Linked DNA regions of Homo sapiens: region 1 is linked to region 2. Evidence: chromatin contacts called from ENCODE Hi-C or POLR2A ChIA-PET data. All regions are on one chromosome and are shown on one strand. Each heading gives the region's core, a stretch centred on a gene start or an enhancer-like site at or near the end of the contact. The rest is flanking DNA. Distances are from core to core; before and after follow the strand shown. Region 1 holds the start of PKM (pyruvate kinase M1/2). Region 2 holds the start of MORF4L1 (mortality factor 4 like 1).

What was found. A loop is a pair of places that touch in the nucleus more often than their neighbours do. ChIA-PET counts read pairs that join two places held with the same protein, here RNA polymerase II (POLR2A). Pooled maps may share reads with other maps.
Region 1: a map of naive thymus-derived CD4-positive, alpha-beta T cell shows a loop between it and region 2 (10-fold over the local background). The contact joins the promoter of PKM here to the promoter of MORF4L1 in region 2. A Hi-C loop is called at or near these places in 1 of 168 maps with a recorded cell type or tissue (naive thymus-derived CD4-positive, alpha-beta T cell), 1 of 37 single-sample maps with no recorded cell type and 10 of 50 pooled maps. POLR2A ChIA-PET finds 5 or more read pairs at or near these places in 2 of 52 experiments (Caco-2 and naive thymus-derived CD4-positive, alpha-beta T cell).

What each region holds. Positions count from the first base shown.
Region 1 is chr15:72,229,864-72,233,086 of GRCh38, reverse strand. PKM (pyruvate kinase M1/2) reads left to right here and starts at 1,897. Exons shown (of 11, transcript NM_002654.6): 1 at 1,897-1,971. RefSeq lists silencers at 1,456-1,955, 2,516-3,025.
Region 2 is chr15:78,871,359-78,874,142 of GRCh38, reverse strand. MORF4L1 (mortality factor 4 like 1) reads right to left here and starts at 1,253. Exons shown (of 12, transcript NM_006791.4): 1 at 1,086-1,253. The coding sequence starts at 1,125. RefSeq lists enhancers at 402-641, 35-666 and silencers at 752-811, 1,222-1,481.

The sequences.
Region 1 (3,223 bases), core at 648-3,147, 6.6 Mb after region 2:
CAAAATCTGCAACTGAGGAGTTAGTTTGCCATCAACTCTACATGTACATTTCAGTCTTGTGAACATATCTAGATTTAGAACTTTTTCGTTTGTTTGTTTTTGAGACAAGGTCTGGCTCTGTCACGGAGGCTGGAGTGCAGTGGAGTGATCTCTGCTCACTACAACCTCCACCTCTCGGATTCAAGCGATTCTGCCTCAGCTTCCCGAGTAGCTGGGATTACAGACGTGCACCACCATGCCCAGCTAGTTTTTGTATTTTTAGTAAAGACGGGGTTTCGCCACGTTGGCCAGGATGGTCTCAACTCCTGGCCTCATGTGATTCGCCGGCCTCGGCTTCCCAAAGTGTTGGGATTACAGGCGTGAGCCACTGCACCCAGACAATTTAGAACTTTAAAATACAATATAGTCCAGCATCGGCCAGATCCTTGCCATCCCAGTGTTGTCCACCACTGTTCTTAGTTTGTCCTCAGCTCAGGGGCCAGGGAGGGACTTTTATGCCATCCCTCTTTCTCTGATAGAGAGGAATCTAACCCTCCCTAGGGGGGCATGTCTTTTTTCCTTCTCAACAACTTCATGTTCTTTCACCACCTTAATAATCAAGCATTTCCTTCCCAACAACAACTAAAGGGACCAGGAAAGACTTACAGAAGAAAGTGAAAGATTTTTATCTCACTTCAAACAGAAATTTACTTTTAGGCTGTCACTGTCTCCTCCCAGCTTATCTGAGCTAACAGGAAGCGAATGAAGGCCTGTGATTCAGCTGCAGGCAGCGGGTATGCCTGAGCAGGTCACACCCATTTGGTCTCTTTTGCCAGGAAAATAAAAAAAGAACCTAAGAGAACGGTCTTCACATTTTGAATGCGCAACATTGTATCTGTGAATGAAGGCAAGAGTTAACAGCTGTTTAATTGATAACTGCTCGCATCATTAGTTGCTGGCTAACAACTGGGAAATCAGAAAATGTCTTGTAGAAAAATGTAAGAAAAGTTCCAACAATACTGACTTAAACACGACAAAGGTGAAAACAGAAATGCTGACTCCTGCATAGGTTATCGGCCCTAATGTTCTGACTTGATATTTCCAGATGCCCAGCTCTGCGCTAATATCAACACCGTCTATTTACTTTCTACTCTGAGGCATTCGCTCTGCAGGATTCCAGACCCTACTAAATTATTCACATGGCCCCAACCGGTCCTTCCTTGTTCCGCGGTCCTAACACAATGAATGGTCCTAAGAGGAAAACGGCCTCGCGCTCCCGCTCCAGGCCCACTTCGCAGTCCCTAGTTCTCCCTACTGCCGCTCCAGTGCCAGAGCCCCTCCGAAGGCGGCCAGGACCTCCAACCACGCACAAGTCTGCAGCTCTCCCCAACTTTCCGTTCAGCTCAGTCTCCGAGGGTGCGCCAGAGCAGACACCCGGAGGAGTGGGGAGTGGCAGGGCGGGGCCGGGAGAATGCTGCCCCGGAACCCATAAATCTGGGCCCTGCCCAGGTAGGCCGGGACAGCTGGGGTGGCCTGGGCCGAGAGCCAAGAAAAGACACCCCATCTGGCAGCCCAACTTGGCGGCAACAGGTGGCCCGGCGCCCGGGGGTCTGGGAGGAAAGTCGCTCCGGGGGCGGGCCCCGTTGCCCCGCCGCGTCCCCATTGGTCATCAGGTTTCTTAAAATGTGACTCTGAATCTGTGTCCTTCCGCCGCAGAATTTAGTCCCACCGAAAGGGCAACCTGCCCGCGCGTTCCGCCGCCGCCGCCGCGCTTCCTCCTGAAGGTGACTGCGCCCGCGGGGACGCAGGGGGCGGGGCCCGGGTCGCCCGGAGCCGGGATTGGGCAGAGGGCGGGGCGGCGGAGGGATTGCGGCGGCCCGCAGCGGGATAACCTTGAGGCTGAGGCAGTGGCTCCTTGCACAGCAGCTGCACGCGCCGTGGCTCCGGATCTCTTCGTCTTTGCAGCGTAGCCCGAGTCGGTCAGCGCCGGAGGTGAGCGGTGCAGGAGGCTACGCCATCAGTCCCCACCAAGGGCCAGTCGCCCGGCTAGTGCGGAATCCCGGCGCGCCGGCCGGCCCCGGGCACGCAGGCAGGGCGGCGCAGGATCCAGGGCGTCTGGGATGCAGTGGAGCTCAGAGAGAGGAGAACGGCTCCTCACGCCTGGGGCCTGCTCTTCAGAAGTCCCCAGCGCCGTTCCTTCCAGATCAGGCGGGTCCGCCGGCTCCTTTCCCGCCCCAGCCCTACCCCCTCATTCTGGTCCCATCCTCTTCCTCCTGCCCCAATCCTCAATGCGCCTCCATCCTCGCCTGCCTTCTCTCGGTCCCTCGTGATTGATTCCACCCTTGCTTCCCCTTTCTCCGCGCCGCCTGTTCCGTGCTCGTTTTCCCCTCTTCCTCCTTAAGTCTGGTCCTTCCACCCCCTCCTCTTCAAGCTGTGCGTGTCCCCTGATTCTAATGCTTTCTGTGTAACTCATTGAAACTGCGTTCTGGTTCCCCTCCCGCGTCCATTCTCCATTCATGCGCGACCGCCCTTCCCGCGCCCCAGTTCCCTCTCGCCGCCCCTCCCCCTGCTTGCTGGTCACGTCCGCTCCCCCGCATCCCCTTCCTCGCCTGGCGTGTCCGCTCCCTCCCTCCCTCTCTGCTCTGGTCGCGCCCGCCCACTTGCTCCGGTCTCCGAGCGCGGTCCCACCCCCCTTTTCCATCACCGCCTCCCAGCTCCCAGCAGGCTCGGGCGGTGCTGAGGCCCCGTGTCCGGGGCGGGCGGGCGGAGGGCTGGGCTGGGTGCCCCGCGCGGCGGGCGGGATGCGGCGGCCCGGGGGCAGCTGGAGACTTACGTAACGTTGGCCTGCCCCGCTGCCGGGAGGCAGGGCGGTTGCCCCTGCGGCGCGGTGCCGTCCCCTGTGGCCGGGATTAGATGGGCGGCCTGCGAGGGCCTGGGAATGGCTCGGGGCCCGAGAGCTCGACCGGCCCTTGCCGGGTGGCCGCCAGGGACCACGCTCCATCTCGCCGCGGCCGGGCTGCACGTAGCGGCCGCGCCCAGGGCCCACCCCGCTTCACCGGGCGATGGCCTTGGGCCTCGTAACGGGCGGGATAAACCTCTGCAGGCTTTGCTGGGGCCTCCTGGCCCTCGCCCGTTCCGCGCCTCTCCGGCACGTTTCTTTCTTTTCCTTTCTTTTTTCTTTCTTTTTTTTTTTTTTAATTATCCGGCACATTTTTTAACAAATGCGTCCTGATTGTGGAACGCG
Region 2 (2,784 bases), core at 4-2,503:
CTTTTTAGCTATTAGACCTCCACCTTATTATACGTTAACTGAAGCGTTGTGAAAATTTAAAGAGCTGCCTTCCACTGGGAGTCAGTCTAACCTTACCCAAAACTCATGTCAATCGAAAACCAATTAATAAAAAGAAATTCAACTTTCAAGTCATTGTTAAACACTGCAACTAATCAAACAATTACTGCATTTAAAAAATGACGTCGAGGCAATGGGACTTACAAATGCAAACGGCGTCAACACTGCATTCAGATCATTTTTATTTACTTTTTACGAGCAACTGCAAAGCGAGAGCTCACTCACATTACCATAGGATCTCGGCACTGCGCCCAAGAATAGCAGAGTGATGCCTCCAGGCAACACAAAGCGGAGGAAAACGCTCATCTCACTTTTTTTTTTCTGTCCCCACCCACCACTCTGTGGTATGCGGAGGGCCCCGGCAACCTTCTGGTCGTCGTGGAAGGGGGCGCTGCATCTGCCCGTAAGCTGTGCCTCCATACGGGACCGAGACGCCGGCGGCCATGATGGCGCCGCCATCTTGCAACGGCCATTTTACAACGCACTTCTCCCGCCCCGTGGCGCCAAACCCACCCCCATCCGCAGCTGAGTTGCCACCGAACGCAACCACCCCGGGGCTCCAGGAAGCACCGAAAAACCCGTCGTAGCTGCCCAAGCGGCCGGGCGCGCCGCAGGACCGCCCGAAACAGCCACCGCCCCTCCCCCCCCGCCGCCACATCACTTCCCCTAACCGCCGCCATGGCGCTCCCGTCGCCTCCCTACAATAGGCTGCTCTCTCCGCGCCCTCTTCCTCAGAACAATAACAAACACTTGACGAGGGTGTGCCACGCGCCAAACGCTCTCTCTCCCACTCTAACGCCTGCGCAGCACTCTCGCTTCACAAAGCGCTTTCTCACAATGACGCACCGGAATTGCCATCCGCAATGCGCTTTCCCCGCACAAAGCACTGACCGCCGCCTTCTCAGGGCGCAGCCCGCGCCGCCCCCGGCCCTCAAGCCTCAATCACCTCGAGCCCGCCTCTATCTCCTGCGCCGTTAGGTGCCTTTTTCCCAAAGGCGCACACTCACCCTCCTGGAATTTAGGCTTCGGGTCCTGCTTCGGCGCCATTTATAAGTGATTCGCCGCCTCCTCCTTCTCCCACCACCCCCGACTACCGCCCCCTACTCTCTACCCCACCCAACTCCGCGTCAGACGCGCCGTCAGGCACTGCCAGCTCTACATCCTGGGCCGGATTTGCCAGCGCCCGCAGACCTCACAGCACCGCGACCCGCGCAGCCGCTGCTCCAGCCAACGACAGCCCGCCGCGCACGCGCCCCTGCGCCCGCGCCGCCCCAGGGCACGCCGGGACTGGTAGTTCGGAGTCGGTGGAGGCGCCCCCCCCCCCCCCCCGGGTGGGGGAGGGGCCGGCTACCCTACCCCACCCCACCCCCGCTTCTCTCTCCATGCCCCCGGCTGCTGCGGGTTGGTAAAGCGGGGATTTGATTTCGTGGGAGGTTAAGGCGGAGCTGGCGATGGGGGAGAGTGGGGGTGGTGAGCCACCAGTGATAATAGAATGGGAAAGGCCCAGTTGCGACGTCCCTTGGGCAAATAAGCCCCCGTTGATGTTGAAGTAGTCGGAGAGAATAGGGCTGGCTCGGAAACCTACATTCAATAGCATTCCGCTAGTTTTTGCATAGAAAGGCTTTAGGATCAGCAAGAGGGTGGGAACTGGGGTCCGCTTCTGGAAGCTTCGTTGTTTAGCAACCCCACTGCGGAGCCTATTTGGTGGGATTGATAGCCATTTGTTGGCTCCTAGGTCTACCTCCTCTTCTCCAGCCCAGCCTTGCGGAAATGAGGATGATGACGTGGGAAACACTAGTCACGCTTTAGCTTTTTGAGATAATGGAGCTCTGCTTTCTGAAAAAGGCTAGTGTGAATATGTCAACGTCTGTATTCCGTACCTGCCCTGTTTGTGCTTCTTGTCACTCTAAACAAACGGATTTCTTCAATATTATACCTTTTTTTTTTTTTCTGAGATGGAGTGTCGCTCCGTTGCCCAGACTGGAGTGCAGTGGCGCGATCTCTGCTTACTGCAGCCTTCGCCTCCCAGGTTCAATCGATTCTCCTGCCTCAGCCTCCGGAGTAGCTGGGATTACAGGCATGTGCCACCACGCCCAGCTAATTTTTGTATTTTTAGTAGATACTGGGTTTCACCATGTTGGCCAGGCTGGTCTGGAACTCCTGACCTCGTGATCCGCCCGGTTTGGCCTTCCAAAGTTCTGGGATTACAGGCGTGAGCCACCGTGCCTGGCCTAAACAAACGGATTTATGTCGTTCCCTGTTCAAAAACAACTTTGTTGGCTAAGCTGCAAAATAGCACCATTTCCGTCAGTTTATTGTGAGAATTACATATACGGGCTTAGCGCGGTACCCAACAATGAATAAGTGCTCAATGAACTTTAGACGATAAATCTCAAAGTCCTTAGCCTGGTATTTAAATCCTTCCACAAACAGCCCTTAGCCTACCTGCATCCCCTATGTAAACCTTTATCCTCCTACGCAAACCTTTGTCTCCATGACTTTTCTTTTTTTTTTTTTTCTTTCTGAGACGGAGTTTCCCTCTTATTAACCAGGCTGTAGTGCAAAGGCGCGATCTCAGCTCACTGCAACCTCTGCCTCCCAGGTTCAAGCGATTCTCCTGCCTCAGCCTCCCGAGTAGCTGGGATTACAGGCATGTGACACCACACCGGGCTAATTTTTGTGTTTTTGTAGAGATGGGGTTTCTTC